Regions from separate parts of the Homo sapiens genome. Here region 1 is linked to region 2. The links are chromatin loops, found by intact Hi-C in ENCODE. Cell type or tissue: heart left ventricle. All regions are shown on one strand. Each heading gives the region's core, and the rest is flanking DNA. Links, peaks and the distances in the headings are about the cores only. Region 1 holds the start of CAMK2N2 (calcium/calmodulin dependent protein kinase II inhibitor 2). Region 2 overlaps HTR3D (5-hydroxytryptamine receptor 3D).

Evidence for each region. Peaks named below come from ENCODE experiments on the same cell type or tissue, not always from the same donor. Only the 100,000 strongest peaks of a DNase experiment are listed, where the experiment ranks them.
Region 1: a loop joins it to region 2, with 2.5 times the contacts of the local background. A loop is called at or near these places in 2 of 110 quality-filtered maps.

Annotation. Positions count from the first base shown.
Region 1 is chr3:184,258,021-184,266,355 of GRCh38, reverse strand. All of the region lies in intron 2 of EEF1AKMT4-ECE2 (EEF1AKMT4-ECE2 readthrough), which reads right to left. EEF1AKMT4 (EEF1A lysine methyltransferase 4) reads right to left here. Exons shown (of 3, transcript NM_032331.4): 3 at 7,597-8,068. The coding sequence ends at 7,781. It overlaps CAMK2N2 (calcium/calmodulin dependent protein kinase II inhibitor 2), which reads left to right and starts at 4,803. Exons shown (of 2, transcript NM_033259.3): 1 at 4,803-5,239; 2 at 6,129-7,143. The coding sequence starts at 5,071. The coding sequence ends at 6,199. RefSeq lists enhancers at 2,949-3,711, 5,597-6,148, 6,149-6,699 and a silencer at 7,079-7,265. In heart left ventricle, for the core only: no CTCF peak of the experiment used is centred there; DNase peaks (open chromatin) are centred at 4,695 and 5,975; H3K4me3 peaks cover 2,416 bases; H3K27me3 peaks cover 7,194 bases.
Region 2 is chr3:184,035,721-184,044,015 of GRCh38, reverse strand. It overlaps HTR3D (5-hydroxytryptamine receptor 3D), which reads right to left. Exons shown (of 8, transcript NM_001145143.1): 3 at 7,916-8,001; 4 at 7,472-7,641; 5 at 7,120-7,268; 6 at 5,743-5,995; 7 at 5,392-5,607; 8 at 4,647-5,270. The coding sequence ends at 5,041. Among named protein-coding and RNA genes, the nearest start is that of HTR3D, 8.1 kb to the right of the region's middle. RefSeq lists an enhancer at 4,889-5,389. In heart left ventricle, for the core only: a CTCF peak has its summit at 3,849; no DNase peak of the experiment used is centred there.

The DNA of each region.
Region 1 (8,335 bases), core at 98-8,097, 220 kb before region 2:
CTCTAGTAAAGAATTCTTCCTTGCCTCTTTCAGCTGCTGGTGGCTCCCAACAATTCTTGGTTTTCCTTACCTTGTAGTTCCCTCACTCCTATCTCTGCGTCTTTCATGTGGCCTTTTTCCCTGTGTGTCTGTTCTCTTCTTATAAACACATTGGTGATGGGATTTAGGGCCCACCATAATCCAGTATAACCCCATCTTAATTTATTTTTTATTTTTTTCTTTCTATATAAGACAGGGTCTCCCTATGTTGCCCAGGCTGGTCTTCAACTCCTGGGCTCATGGGATCTTCCTGCCTTGGCCTCCCAAAGTGCTAGGATTACAGGCATGAGCCACCACACCCGGCCTATATTTTTTTATTTTATTTTATTTTATTTTTTGAGACAGGATCTCACTCTGTCACAGAGGCTGGAGTGCAGTGGCACAATCTGGGCTATTTTTAGTAGAGATGGGGTTTCTCCATCTTGGCCAGGCTGGTCTTGAACTCCTGACCTCAGGTGATCCACCCGCCTGGGCCTCCCAAAGTGCTGGGATTACAGGCATTAGCCACCTAGCCTGACTGTACCTTATCTTAACTAATTGTATCTGCAAAAGCCCTATTTCCAAATAAGGTCACACTTTTTTTTTTTTTAGACAGGGTCTTGCTCTGCCACCCAGGCTACAGTGCAGTGCGGTACAGTCATAGCTCACTGTCAACTAGCTTCTGTGCTCAAGTTATCCTCCTACCTCAGCCTCCCAAGTAGCTGGGACTACAGGCATGCACCACCATGCCTAACTAATTTTTTTTTTTTTAGTAGAGATGGCGTCTCACTATATTGCCCAGGCTGGTTTTGAACTCCTAGGCTCAAGTCATCCTCCCGCCTTGGCCTCCCAAAGTGCTGGGATTACAGGCATGAGCCACTGCACCTGGCCCTGGGTCACACTTTGAGGTTACAGGTGAACATTGAATTGTTGTGGGAGTCCCTATTCAATCCACTACAGGGGTCTACAGTTTCCACTTGACTAAAAGTGTCACTAATACTCAATTGTCAAAAGGCATGTTATCTGTGTAGAGCACGTGGACAAGTATACTAGGTTTGAGGGACTTCCAATTGAGAGACTCAATGCACTGTCACGCAACTCTATACAAGCTTTATTTCATTTTAGTGAAAATGTATTTTCCTCTCATGGGAAGGAAGCAGAATATCAGAATTTTAAAGAGAGGAGCAGAATTTAAAGAAATCCCCACATTTTTACAACATAGCTGAAGCTTATATATCATAATAGTCCACAGGTTTGTACTTAGGACTTTTGCTTTAACCATGATCCAGCAGGCACGGCCGGGACGGGAATATAATTATTTAAGAAGGAGGTAACCAAGTGAATTCTGGATTAAACTGTCATTTTTCCAATCTCCCTCATTGTGCAGAGAGAAAGGAGAATTGTTTCAATTCCTCACACAATACTCTTATCTCATCCTTGGCAAGAACCCTCATGCCTCTTCTTTGGCATTTTAGGTGAGGGGCAGCTCACTACCTCCCGAGACAACCCACTTTACCCCAGGACAGTTTCATCTACAAAACTGTCCTTTTCTTTCTTTTTTGAGTCAGGGTCTTGCTCTGTCACCCAGGCCAGAGTGCAGTGGCACCATTATGGCTCACTGCAGCCTCAAACTCCTGTGCCCAGGTGATCCTTCTACCACAGCCTTGCAAGTAGCTGGGACCACAGGTGTGTACCACCATACCCGGCTTGCTTATTTATTTACTTATTTATTTAGAGATGGGGCCTAGTTATGTTGTCCAGCCTGGTCTCCAACTCCTGGCTTCAAGCGATCCTTCTGCTTCAGCCTTCTGAGTGGCGGAATTCATAGGTGTGAGCCATGAATGTTGCCCAGCAAAACGTTCCTTAATAAGTAGGTTTTATCATCCCCATGCTTCAGACTAGAACATGGGGCTTACAGAGGTATCATATCATGCAGACACATGGTGAAAAGACTAGAAGGATATATATATATATATATAGTTATAAGGCCGGGTGTGGTAGCTCATGCCTATAATCCCAGCACTTTGGGAGGCCAAGGCGGGCGGATCGCGAGGTCAGGAGTTCAAGACCAGCCTGGCCAACATAGTGAAACCTCATCTCTACAAAAAATACAAAGACTGGCAGGGCGCAGTGGCTCACACCTGTAATCTCAATACTTTGGGAGGCCGAGTGGGCGGATCACGAGGTCAAGAGATTGAGACCATCCTGGCCAACATGGTGAAACCCTGTCTCTACTAAAAATACAAAAATTAGCTGGGAGTGGTGGCACACACTTGTAGTCCCAGCTACCCAGGAGGCTGAGGCATGAGAATCACTTGAACACAGGAGGGGGAGGTTGCAGTGAGCTGAGATGGCGCCATTGCACTCCAGCCTGGCGACAGAGTGAGACTCCATCTCAAAAAAAAAAAAAAAAAAAAAAAAAAAAAAAAGCTGGGCATGGTGGCGTGTGCCTGTAGTCCCAGCTACTCGGGAGGCTGAGGCAGGAGAATCGCTTGAACCTGGGAGGTAGAGGTTATGGTGAGCCAAGATCGCGCCATTGCACTCCAGCCTGGGCAACGGAGCAAGACTCCGTGTCAAAAAAAAAAAAAAAAAAAAAGATGTTATGTGATTTTCTTAATTTTCCTAAAATTTTTTTCCTTCCTTCCTTCCTTTCTCTCTCTCTCTCTCTCTCTCTCTCTCTCTCTCTCTCTCTCTCTCTCTTTCTTTTATTGAGACGGAGTCTCGCCTCGCTTTGTCACCCAGGCTGGAGTGCAATGGCCCAATGTCCGCCAACTGCCACCTTTGCCACCCTAGGTCAAGCGGTTCTTGTGCCTCAGCCTCCCAAGTAGCTGGGACTGCAGGTGTGTGCCACACCTGGCTAATTTTTTTTGTATTTTTAGTAGAGACAGGGTTTTGCCATGTTGATCAGGCTGGTCTCAAACTCCTGACCTCAGGTGATCCACCCACCTCGGCCTCCCAAAGTGCTGGTATTGCAGGCGTGAGCCACTGAGCCCGGCCTCCTAAAATGTTTTAAGTACAAACGAATTAATTTTTTAAAACCATGATTATGGGTCCTTCAGTTCAAGGTCACTGAGAAAGTGGGAGTCAGGATTGGAACCCATTACTGGACAACTTCCAGTGTATGTGGAATTTTCTGGACTCTCTTCCAGTGACCCCAGTCTTCCGCCTTTATTGTCCTTCCAGTTTCAGGGCTCCTCTCACTCCAGGCTGGGCCTCCACCTCCAGCTGTGGCCCTCATCCCGGAGACTAGGACAGAGCAGAGGAGGGCTTCATAGTGATGGGCCCCCAGGCCTGGGCCCTTGAGTGAGGCTGGCATCAAGGTATCCTGTGGCATACCGCCCCCCCCATCCAGTTCCCTGGGCAGCCACCATTGCGTTTGTCCCTGTGTCTCCGGTATTAACACCTGGCGAGAAAGTGTTGGAAGGAGACCCACTACAAGGCAGCCTCACCAGCTGTGTGATTTGGTAATTTGGCCAGATTAAGGAAGGAAAGCGCGTTCGCCTGGAGTGTGGAATGAACGTACAGGGTGATCATTACCGTTTTCAGCGCTGCCGTCACTGTCGCCGCATGTGAGACACCCCCTCCTCCCCAAGGCCAGTGATTGCGCCAGAGCTCCTGCGCGCTGGCAAGCAGGTGACGCCGCGGGTGACGGCCAGCCAGGGCGGGGGTTGTGGGGGCGGGAGGCAAGGGGAGAAGAGGGCATGTTCCCATCGGTGAGGCGAGAACTCACCCGTGGTCCAAAGCAACGAGGGCGGGGGGCACCCTCCATCTCTACCGCACTCCCTCGGGGCACACACTGGCGCGCTCCGCGTCCTCAGGTGCTCCGAGCTTCCCCGCGTCACCCGCAGCCCAGGGCGCCCCCCGCGACGCCGCCATTCATTCCTCCTACACTGCGAGCGCACCACTCCAGAGCCGCGGGGGGCTACAGCCACCGGACTAGGGCTGGGGGTGTCTGCCCTGGTGCGCGCGCGTCGGCCCAGTTTCTATAGACCCCTCCTAGGAGAGACTGAAATACCCAGATTCAGGAGACGGAGACACTGGCACAGAGATACAGGAGTCAAGAATGGAGATAGATAGAGAAAGGCAGACACTTAAGGGACAGGCATAGACAAAGGCCATAACACAGCGAAAGAGATACGGGGCACAGAGACAGAGAGATACAGACACTTAGAGATGGACTGACACACACAAAGGCGGAGACAGAGACACAGACCGGCACTCAGAGGCGCACGGACCCTGACGATCTACTTAAGACCAGCAGAGCAACTAGTACAAGAGCGCGTCAGCGGCAAGGGCACCATCCCACTGGCCCGAGCTCTTCCCGCGCTGTGGGTTCGTGCCTTCCCCAGTCACCCTGTACCCGAGTCTCCTCCCCGCGCATTTCCCGCTCCCCGCTTTCCATTGCCAGCCCTGCGGCCGCCTTCCCGCCCCAACGCGCCCGGCCAGCTTTTGCCCTCCTGCTCCCAGTCCCCCTTGCACGCCTCTCCCAGCCTAGGGGTCAGACCCTCCTCCAAGCTCCTCCAGTACCAGGCTCGATCCCACCCCCCTTCGGTCCCGCCCCTCCCCGCGAGGTCCCGGCCGGGTTGGCTGGTACTATTCCCCAAGACCCACGTGCTGGCCATTCCCCGCCACAGTGCGGGAACCTCCCACTCCAGCTGCCTCTGTTCCCGGGGTAGCTGGGCGCGCTCCTGCCCCCGGCCCCGCCTCTTTCCCCTGGCCAGTGCCCGCCCCGCCTCCACCGCGCCCCGCCCGCCGTGCTCTGCCGCAGTCGGGCGCTCATCGTCATTCCGCTCTTGCCGCCGCCGCCGCCACCCCCGCCCCCCGCCCCCGCCCCCGCCCGGTCCCCGCCACCGCCGCCGCCGCCGCCTGCCCAGCGGCCCGGGAGGCGGAGGCGCGGGGGAGGAGGCCCCGCTTGGCTCCTCAGCCCCGGATGCTGCATGACTTCATCCTTCCGCCGGCTCCCCTGCTGAGGTAGGGCCGGTCCGGCAGCAAGCCCGCCGCCCGCGCCCCGCCGCAGTCCCGCTCCCGCCCCGCGCCCACCCCGCGCCCGCCATGTCCGAGATCCTGCCCTACAGCGAAGACAAGATGGGCCGCTTCGGCGCAGACCCCGAGGGCTCCGACCTCTCCTTCAGCTGCCGCCTGCAGGACACCAACTCCTTCTTCGCGGGCAACCAGGCCAAGCGACCCCCCAAGCTGGGCCAGATCGGCCGAGCCAAGCGAGGTACGCGGCCCGGGCCCGGAGTCGCCGCCTGACCCAGAAACCCTCCGCCGGGCGCCCCCCGGCTGCCGTTCCCCGCCGAGTGCCCGCAGCTCTTGCCGCAGACCAGCGCACCAGCCGCTCTCCAGCCCGGGCTGGAGGGGGGGGTCCCCGCTGCAGTGTGTGTCCCCCTCTTCCCTTCTCCCGGGAACACGGTGCCCCGGATTCGATGCTCGCCACCTCTGGAAGCAGAGCCCTGGCACCCGGGCGAGGGGGAGGGGCCGGTCGGGGCATTTGGGGCTGCACGGAAGTGGGAGCACGGGGTAACGGGCTGATTCTTTGGGATCAAATACTGAGTCGGTGGACAATACGAAGAACCTTCGGGTCGAGAGGGACGTCTAACAAGAGAGGGCAGGAGGCCGGGGGTCCGCTTGTCTTGGTTGTTTGCATGGGGAGGGGAGCTCTGTTGGTGCCAGGATCGGAAGAGGGGTTCCAGCGGCGAGAGGGCTCAGGTTGAGGAGAGGGCTGGACCAGCTGGATACTCGGTTTGAGCCCCATTTGAGCAGGGGGATCTGTTGAAGTGCGGGTTGAAGAGGGGGATTCCGTGAGCAAGAGGTTTCTGATCAACTCAGAGGGAGGAAGGCTCAGGTGGCAGGAGGGCTCGCACTGGGAGGGAGAATAGCTGGAGCCTTTGGAAGAGGGGCGTTCCGCCATCGGGAGGGGAGGGGGTCTAGGCTTGGCGGCGGGTTGGGTCTCCAGAAGAGTTCGGACGGGGAGGACACCGCGGCACAGGGTTCCGAGGGGCGTCGCTGGGCCACGGGCAGTAGCTGCGCGGGAAGCTAGGACGCGGGGCTCATTCTCATCGCCGCCGCCCCCCGAGGCCGCGCGGCTGACGCGCTTTCTCCCTGCGCAGTGGTGATCGAGGATGACCGGATAGACGACGTGCTGAAGGGGATGGGGGAGAAGCCGCCGTCCGGAGTGTAGACGCGCCGGCTCGGGCGGCGGGCTCCGGGCCCAGCCTCGCAGCGGCCAGGAGCGCGGGCCGGCGATGCGGCTGCCGGCGCCCCCCCGCCCCGGCCCAGGCGCCCGCGGGCGGGGGCTGCAGGGCCGTGCCGCCGCCGCCGCCAGGCACTCCGGAGCTGTCCGCTTCAGCACCACGGCGGCCGCGGTAGCGGCGGCGCGGACCCGCCCGGAACCCGCCGCCGCGCTCATGCACTTTAAAACCTCGGGCCGCAGCCCCACCCCGCACACCGGAACGGACACGGAGACCCGCGGCCCCCAGCCCCCGGCCCGCCCCCTCCCGCACGGCTCCCCTGCCCCGCCCCCCTCCGGCCAGTCTGGTCTGCAGACCGGGCGGCCGCCGGTGTCGGACCGCGCGCGGCCAGGGATGTTTGGCTGCGTACTTGCATGAGCTTTCCACCCACTTGAGCCCAGTCCTCCGGGCCGTTCCTCGCCCCCACCCCTGTCTGGCGTGACCCCAGCCTCAGCCTCTTTCTAAGGGACTTCCTCAGCACATTTGTATTTTTATATCCGACTCTTTGTTTACTGGCTCTGCTCATGGTTCCTGCCCTCCCCTCAGTCTCGGCCACGCTCTTCTGCGCCTGGCAGATAGGATGGGTGTTGAGGCTGGGATGAGACAAGCCCCCGACACGGTTACCAACCACATGGCCAGTCTGCCCAGGCCTGACCCCAGGAGGCTTTCTGGCAGACCCCTTCTCCCCAAGGTATCATCACCTTCCAAGGGCCCAGATCCGATTTTACCTTGGACCCCTGCGTCTTGCCCCTGGGAACCCAAATGGGGACTGCTCTGAACCTTTGGATGACATCTGTGGCCCCGGAGATGTTCTCAACCCAGGGGTGCCCTTCGTAAATGTTCCTCCATCCTCACTGTACCAGGAGTGTGTGAATAAACACAGACCCCCTCTGTGTGTGTGTGGCCGCTGCTTAGGTCTCAGGAGCCAGGCCAAAATGGGAGGGGGGGCAGGTACTTGGGAATCTCAGGTGCATGTTGCTGGTGAGGGACGGTTGCCAAGTAAGACAGACAGGCCAGGCTGGCCTGGGAACCTCATTATGATGTGGCCTCCTTGGGTAGAGATACAACCCAGGCGTGACTGGTCACCAGTGTTGGGGATGGAGCTAGGGTGAGAAACATAAAGCAATCTAGGTTCAAAGCCTGCAGTCTCCTGTGGATAAATCAAGGCTAGATGAGGATCAGTAACAGGCCCCAGGAACAACGGTCTCCAGGCTGGCTGGTGTGCAGAGGGGTTATGATGAGCTTTGCCCCAGGGGATGCATCACTGGTGGTTTGGTGTGGTGGCAGAGGAGGTTGGGGAACCCAGGAGAGAACTGAGGAACCCAAGAAAGAAGCAAGAAACCTGGAATCTGGATCTAGTTGGAGCTGGGCTGTATTGGTTCATGTGGGTTCGCTCCCACCCTCTATCTTAGGCATGAGGCCCCTGGGATGTAAGCACCTTGGACCCAACCCCAAGTCCTAAGTCAGGAATTCCAACTACCTGAGGAGCCCAGGGCAGAATGGCAGGAAGGGTGGAGGACCATGCTCTGGCCTCAGAGCTGAATGGCACTAAGGAAGTCCTCATGATCTGAGTCCTGAAGGAAGCAAGGTGAGGTGGGAGGTCTGGGGGGTGAGAGGATTTGGGCCCCCAGAGCCAGCTGGGCCACACTGAGCTTCCCGCCCTTGTGCATGAGGTAGAGATGGAAGTGGAAACCGCTGCCATAGGTAGCATGCCTCAGGGACCAGCCATAATAGGCTTGGGCATAGTGTCTGGTCCGAAAGTGGGGGGCAGCAGAAGTCATTGAGATAAACCGGCCTCCAGGGACAAGCACGCGGCTCACCTGCAAGGCAGACAGAGAAGCCATTGGTGAGAAGTGGATCTTCAGGTTCTCAAAGGTCAGTACTGCTCCAGATGCTCTCCCAGTCAAACCTCAGGAACCACCCCACATCTGTAGCTCAGGCTTTCCATGGCAAAGAGTGAGCCACTTTCTCTGCCCCTGGCCATTCCTTGGGATTAGGGCTATATTCTATTCAGGGAAGGGTATAGGAGTGATATCAGGTATAGGGGCACCACTTTCCTATAACTGCTCACCTTGGCAGTCTCTGTC
Region 2 (8,295 bases), core at 296-8,295:
TGGACAAGCCTTCACCTGTGGCTGCCACTTTCACAGGCCCAGGCTCTTTTCCCAGGCACTGTTGAATGATGATAACTTCATACTTGTCACTTCACTTCTCTCCACTTCATTTTTCCCATCTGAAAAAGGAGGGGGTTGACCTGGAAATCTGTAATTCTTTATGTCTCTTGCCTCCCACCTAGAAGACTGTTTTGCACTTCAGATTTCAGCCTGTGTGAAAAATGGACGCTCTCTGGTGTTTCACATTCAGTTTTGCAGCTTCTATCAACTTATTAATAATTGTCAATAGCAATATTCGAAACATAATTTAATCTGTGTTATTAGCTCTACTTCACAAATGAAAAAAATTTTTAATATATAAGGTTAAGCCACTTGGCCAATATGATCCAACTAGCAAGTAATGGCATCAGATTAAAAACCCAGGACAGCCAGATGCCAGATTTCTCTCTACTGTACCTTCGTTTTTTTCCTGCTGTATAAAAGAACCAGTGCCAATGAACTGTCAAATAAGAGAGGTTATCAAAGGGAGAATCAGAAATAGAAGAGGAGAAAAAGGACAGGTTTGAAACAATGCCTGTGGCTTCACATCCTAGAGTAGACCTGAAGGAAGGGGCAGGGCCTTCCTTCAGGTCCTTCAGGTCCTGCCCTGAAACACGATAACAAGACAAATATTCTAGTGTGAAGTTAATATGGAACCAAAAGAAAGTAGATTAAACATGGAAAAATGCTTTTTTTTTTTTTTGAGACAGGGTCTCACTCTGTCACCCAGGCTTCAGAGCAGTGGCGTGATCTCGGTTCACTGCAGCCTTGACCTGCCAGGCTCAAGAGATCCTCCCACCTTGGCCTCCTAAGTAGCTGGGACCACAGGTGCATGTCACCATGCCATGACTAATTTTTCGTATTTTTTGTAGAGATGAGGTTTAGACTGTTGCCCAGGCTGGTCTCGAACTCCTGAGCTCAAAGGATCTGCCTGCCTTGGCCTCCCAAAGTGCTGGGATTACAGGCGTGAGCCACCATACCTGGCTGAAATACTGTTTATAATGGTTTAGATAATGAGAAAGTGAACATGTGAGAACCACAGGATAGCACTGCAGATGAATGGACAAAGTGAGGAGCTGCCAGGCAGAAACAGGCTGTCAAATGCAAGGTGGCACAGGAGGGACCAGTGCCTGTCAGCAAGGTTTCTAAAGAGGTCATAAATTACCTTGCAAAGCCTTTCAGAGGTTTGCCAGATAACAAGAGGAAAGTCATTAGCACAAACTGTACTTATCATATGATTCTATTATAGATGGAACAGCAAAGCAGCAGGCACACCTGTTAATTTTGTGGGAGAGCTCCAGATTCAAAGGTTCTGTATGATTACCATTGATGTTAGGATCACATGTTCAGATTTTGCTTGTGGAGAAAATAAAATCACTATAATTATATCATGCCTTCTCTTACTAAAAGGAGATATATAGAATATTAATCCATGTGTCAAAAAAGATAAACTGCACACTTCTGTTAAAATAAAACTTAAAGCTACATTTTGGGGAAAATGTGAAGAAACGAAGCAGAGAAATATGTACCTGGCCAGACATGGTGGCTCCCACCTGTAATCCCAGCACTTTGGGAGGCCGAGTTGGGCAGATCACCTGAGGTCAGGTGTTCGAGACCAGCCTGGCCAACATGGTAAAACCCCGTCTCTACTAAAAGTACAAAAAAATTAGCCAGGCATGGTGGCGCATGCCTGTAGTCCCAGCTCAGGAGGCTGAGGCAGGAGAATTGCTTGAACCTGGGAGGCAGAGGTTGCAGTGAGCCAAGATTGCACCACTGTACTCCACCACTGTACTCCAGCCTGCGTGACAGAGTGAAACTCTGTCTCAAAAAAAAAAAAAAAAAAAAAAGAAAGAGAAAGAAAAAGAAAGAAATATGTACCTGAAGATGGGGGGAAGACAAAATAATGCAAATTGATCTTAAATAATTTCAGAGCCCCTCAAAAGCTGGGTAAACAAGCTACTCTGAAAAAGTTGAGGGTGAGTTTTCAAGTGAGAATGACCATCTCAGTATGGGGTTATAGGAGTGGAAGGTCCGCAAGGGTCTGGCAGTACAATGTACATTAGCAGCCAAAAAACTAAATCCAGAGGGAGCACAGAGAAAAGATGAATCGGTCAGAGTCGATTTGGGAAATACACTTTCCAGAAAGGAATGGAGAAAGTATAAATAGTGAACTTAGGTGCTGGGCCTTATGACGGGGTAAGGAGAGAGTGGGTAAGGGATAGAGGTGGGACTTGGGAAAATGGCGGAGGGAGTAAAAGGAAATGTAAAAGAAAGTTTGTCTTTGGGACCCTGATCAGGGCCTTGCTCTTGCTGTTTTAATTCTCCTAAAGTGTCAGCTGATAGAGACTTGAAGTGATACCGATGTCTCCATATGGGACTCTGAGCACCTCTCTGGGTTTCCTCCTCAATTTGGAAAGCAATGTAGCAGACAGGTTAGGAGTCCAGCCTCTAGGAGTCAGCCAGCCTCGGGTCAGACTGCAGCTCTGTCGCTTAACTAGCTGTGGAACCTTGTGAGGCCACTAACTGGCCTCTCTGTCTTCATGTTCTACAGGTAAAAAATGGAGACAATAATACAAAACCACAGTTCTAAAATCTAAAGAGCTTGGAAAACTAAATGATTTTTTACAAATATTTGGTGGCGGCCGGGCGTGGTTCCTCATGCCTGTAATCCCAGCACTTTGAGAGGCCGAGGCGGGTGGATCACCTGAGGTCGGGAGTTCGCGACCAGCCTGGCCAACATAGTGAAACTCTGTCTCTACTAAAAATACAAAAACTTAGCCGGGCATGGTGGCGGGTGCCTGTAATCCCGGCTACACGGGAGGCTGAAGCAGGAGACTCGCTTGAACCCGGGAGGCGGAGATCGTGCTGAGATTGTGCCATTGCACTCCAGCCTGGGAAACAAGAGCGAAACTCCGTCTCAAAAAAAAAAAAAAAATACACCAAATATTTGGTGGCAAAACAGACCAGAATTGATGCAAAGCTATTCATAGTTTTATTTTTTCCACCTAGTGTGAATATTCTTAGATTTCATTGCAGAAATATTAATCTGCTGGTTACAGGGTGCTGCTCCATACCCCAGTTGGGGCGTCAGTAACATATAGTAAATAAATGCACACTTATGACCTTTTTAAAATCTGAAAAATTCCGAACTCCAAAACACATTTGGCTCCAAAGGTTTTTGAATCTATGGTTCCTACTTCATAGCGTTACTATGAGCATTCACACGGCGCACTTAGAGTGCCTGCCGCGTATTAATAACTCAGTAACTGGTGGTTATTATTACTAGTACTGTGTCTTTCCTGAAGGCCCACCTTTTAGAAATCTGTGAGTTGAGGAACTGCCAAAATAATGACAGACACAGCAATTTACTTAGGTGAATGTGAGGGCTGTATTCCCCAGGTTGTGGACATGCCTGGAGGACGGTAATGGTGAAAAGAATGCCGGCAGCGTTCTGGAAACTGAGGAGCAAAAGATCTTCTTGGAAAAACAAAAACAAAAACAAAATGCATCCTAAAAAGAGAATGAAGGGACACAATTTGGTTTGAAGACCATGGGCCTGAGTGACAGGAGGGATTCAGAGTATTGCAGGGTATTTCTGATTTAACACCCCAGATGCCCATGGGCCCCTCTGGAGTCCCAGTGGAACTGAAAGAAAAAAGCGAGTGACAGCTGGTCCTGGGGTTGCAGCATCCAGCTGGGAGCCTCTGTAGCTCCAGGATCCAGTCCCGACCATGGCTATGGCTCTGAGAGAGCAGATACTCTTGCAGCTAATGTGGGGTAGAACCTTTGGCAGGCACTAGCACTACCTCTAGTGGACATTAGCAACCTTGCCACCCTTTGGGCATCTACAGTGACCAGAGGGAGCCGAAGGAGTTTGGGAAAGAGCAGTGGAGAGGAGAAGCCAGAGAAATATTATTTAGTGAACCATTTTGTGAGTCTATTTTTACTCCTAGATGGTCATGATTTGGGAAATATGAGCTACAGATAGAAAGTAGTAGAATAAATGAAAGAAATGGAAATAAATCGTTGCGAAAAAGAAAATATGATGTTTGAGTGTAGTTAAGTTGCCCTCAAATAGGTGCTTTCTGAACCAACAAATGCCTTAGCTCTCATGTCCAAGGGCACAGTAGAGCCTCAACTTGTGCAAGGCAGCTAGTGCTCCCTAGGCAAAGACCTTCGAAATAATAAGACAAGTGTTAGGAAAAGGCACTTTCCAGTTCATACGGGGGCATTTGTGTTCCTCTCAAGTAAAGTAGATGTCATTTTCAAATGTGCTTCCCTTGGCCTTATGTTCTTTTCTTAGCATGATTAAGGGTACATCAACTCAAATTGCAACACAGATACTTTAACGGTAATGCAGGATTATGTTAACACTCTAAGTACTTAATGATGAATGAGTCATACGTCAGGGTGTAACAAAAGGCTGCGCTCTTTAAGCAGGAGAGGCCTAGTTTTGGCACATTAATTTCTGAAGCTTAAGTCCAGAGTAGCTGGATTTAGGAAGTTAATCTCTGTTTTTCTATAATTCCTTCTAATAGATTTTGGCCCCTTCTTTCTCTTCCCCTACATTTCACATGTTGTCTGATAGACTTAAAAAAACACACACGTAAGAGAAAATCCTTTTTACTTTGGCTGAGAAGTTTCTGCAAGAAGACTCTCAATCCCAAGATTTTTTTTACCATAACAGAATTCAGGGAAAAGCCAATACTTTCTGCAAAGGGGCATATTGGGGTGATTTAATCAAGGACGTACCCTAGGAACCTGAATCCTGAGGAGCCAGGGAGGTATGGGAGGGCTGAGTGGGGCTGATGGCATGCAGGAGCAAGGACCCGACTTTTGGAGGGCATAGGAGACTATTCAGGTCTGGTCTGAAACTACACAGAGGACTGGGTTAAAAATGAGGCGGTTGACAGGGCCACAAGGCTGACTGAGAGCCTGACTGGTTTCTGGAGTTCTCTGGCAAAAAGAAGTCCAGACTGAAGTTTGCAGGTGAGCACCTGCCTAGGTGTTCCAGAGGCATATGACGGTGATGATGGAGGAGGCCATGAAGAGCAGGTAGAGGCGGAAGAGCAGGGCGTCCATCGCGTGGCTGAACTGCACCCACAGCTCCACCGAGTGCTGCTTCTGGGCCTCGTGTTCCCGCTGGGCCCTTGTCCATTCTGAGCCCCCTGTCAGCTCTGCCTCCCCAGGGCCTGGCATCTGCCCTGCTGATACCTCTGGCTCCTTCACACCTACAGAAAGACAGAGACTCAGCCATGGGCTGCAAATGTCACCTGTGGAGGGAGGGAGACAGGGAAGGAGGCAGGAGCAGAGAAGTGGAGGTGGGGGAAGAGGAAGTATGACTTCCCTCACCGGGCAGGTGGGTGGGGGTGAGACCCGGGCCCTTATTTCCCTTCTGGGGCGCAGTGGGACAGCATCTCCCTTGGCCGGTGCAGTGCAGCAGCAGGGAGTGGAGCCACCGAGGCAGAGGTAGGGGCTGGGTGGTGGCCACGTGCAGCAGGTGGGTGATGAAGATGGTCTCCAGCAGGCTGCCCACCATCAGGGACAGGCACAGGGCGAAGTAGACACCTGCAGGCAAGGGGGTCTGCATGAGGGCCAGAGGCGCCACCTAGAATTTCTTGTTTCTTTCCCAGAGGATCTTTTTCCAGGATCCCTTTTCACTTCGCCTGGTTCTGCCCATCCCTCTCCCCATCCAACACACACCTCGCTTTTGGTCTCTTGATGGATGAGGACGTACTAGTGAAGCATGTGATGAAGTGCTAGTGGCTGGGAGCAAGTCATTCATCATGAGCAGGAAGACGCTGTAGCCCAGCAGAACAGTCATCTTGAATGGGGCACAATTCCCACTTTCCAGTGGCAGGTAGAAACTGAGGGCATCGATGGCAATCAGAATGCCACTGGGCACCAGAAAGTTTACCACGTAGGGGCTGGGCCTGCACCTGCGCCTGATGGCCACCTGGTGGGGAGGAGAAGGAGGGGCAAGTGAGAAGTAGGCTGGGAGGCTGTCAAGACAGGTAAGAGTAAGAACTGGGATTTGTCCCAGGCCAAACTGTCTAGTAAGGAAATATTACCTCCCGTCCCTTTCAGCATCCGGTCTTTTCATCCAAAGGCGTCTCACAAGGTTAGAGTCTCCCATGCTGCTTACCTCTGAAATGTATCTCATTCCTTTTGGCCCAAGGTGTCAACTTTCTCCACTTAAATTTTTATTCCTACCGACGTGCTCTTAGCAAGACTGTGGAACCACCGACTTAGGTGTCGCGTGTGTTTTATCTTTTCATTTCTAATTGCTTTTCTCGTCAAGGTCTAATCTCTAGTGACTTTGCAGGGGAACATTTGAGACCAGTGGGAGGGAAAGCAGACAGTATCAGATATTTTGGGGTTATCAGGATTTGGAATCATCATATCCCTAAGGCAGTGTTTCCTAACTCTTTCTACCATATCTTTTTAAAAATAAACAAAAATTCCTGCCTTCCAAAAAGTTCTGACAGCCATTGGGGAAGGCGGGGCTCACCCTCACCATGAATCACTGGCATAGAGCCTTTGTTTCTTCCTCAAGGGATGCTTTATTTAGTAACTATTTACTGAGTACCAGGTATTGTTTTAGTACTGAAGGTTTATCAGTGAAAAAAGTGACAAAAGGCTGGGCACGGTGGCTCATACCTGTAATCCCAGAACTTTGGGAGGCCGAGGCAGGCAGATACCTGAGTTCAGGACTTTGAGACCGGCCTGGTGAACGTGGTGAAACCCCATCTCTACTAAAAATACAAAAATTAGCCGGGCATGGTGGCGGGCCCTTGTAATCCCAGCTACTCAGGAGGCTGAAGCAGGAGAATCACTTGAACCCAGGAGGTGGAAGTTGCAGTGAGCTGAGATCACGTCATTGCACTCCAGCCTGAGCGACAAGAACAAAACTCTATCTCAAATTTAAAAAAAAAAAAAGAGTGACAAAGGCCGGGCTTCGTGGTTCACGCCCGTAATCCCAGCACTTTGGGAGGCCGAGGCGGGCGGATCACCTGAAGCCAGGAGTTCAAGACCAGCCTGGCCAACATGGTGAAACCTTGTCTTGGCCCCTGAGCTCACATGGAAGATGGCTTGTTCATACTGGTTAGTGGCCACGGTCACCTTTATTGTTCTTTTTTGGATACCCAGCAGTACCCACTCCCTCCTTGTTCTGAATGAGGTTCTGTGATGTATTTGAAAGCTCCTGGACATCCTTCTCCATGCCCGGGCTCGTGTTCTCCACTGCAAAGCAGGCCCAGAAGACTCAGCCTCCCCAAATGCGCCCAAGTCCCTTGCCCAGACTGTTGGATCCCTCACTGCTTAGCTTCCAGGCCCTTTTCAGCAAGATTCCCTCACTGTTCCCAGCTTTCTGTCCTCTTCTCACTCAAAGCCCTTTCTCTGCCTCTCAACAGTCTACTTTAGTGAGCCCCACTTACCTGTGTAGGTGAAAGGGCTGAAGGAGAGCGTTCACCTCTGTCCATGGAAGGGGAAATAGAAGGTGTCCAGTTTGCAGATGCTGACCACCCACATTGGCTTATTGTGTTTGATGTGGCCTTCACTATTGACATACTAGCCATGAGACCTGCAGGTGTCTGATCCACACTGATGCTGTGTGGGAGAAGGACAGGGAGGTAGGTGCTGTGGGTTTCCCCATCAGACTTGGCCTTCTTTCTCTGTCAGGTCATCCCATTCTCGAGCTCCAGCCCCACTCAGATGACTGCTCTCTTCTACCTATAATCATATTCTGGGGGTTTGTAAGCTCTTCAATTCAGACTCTGCTCTTTTCTAAGTTGAGTCTTTGTGTGGCCTTATCGGTAACATTGTGTCCTTCCCTGTAGACGTGGTTTCCATTCTGCTTTTTTGGCCTGAGACTCACGACTCCTCGATGAAGACATCTGAAAGCCATAGGTTCTCAGTTGCCATGCCGGACTTCTTGATGCCTCCGCATTCATCTGGGTTCCACTGCACAAATTGATTGTGCCAAGGCCGGGCATGGTGGCTTCTGTCTGTAATCCCAGCACTTTGGAAGGCTGAGGCGGGGGGATCACTGAAGGTCAGGAGTTCAGGACCAGCCTAGCTAACATGGTGAAACCCCATCTCTACTAAAAATACAAAAATTAGCTGGGTGTGGTGGTGGGCCCCTGTAATCCCAGATACTCAGGAGGCTGAGGCAGGAGGCAGGAAAATCGCTTGAACCCAGGAGGTGGAGGTTGCAGTGGGCTGAGATCGCACCACTGCCCTTGAGCCTGGGCGACA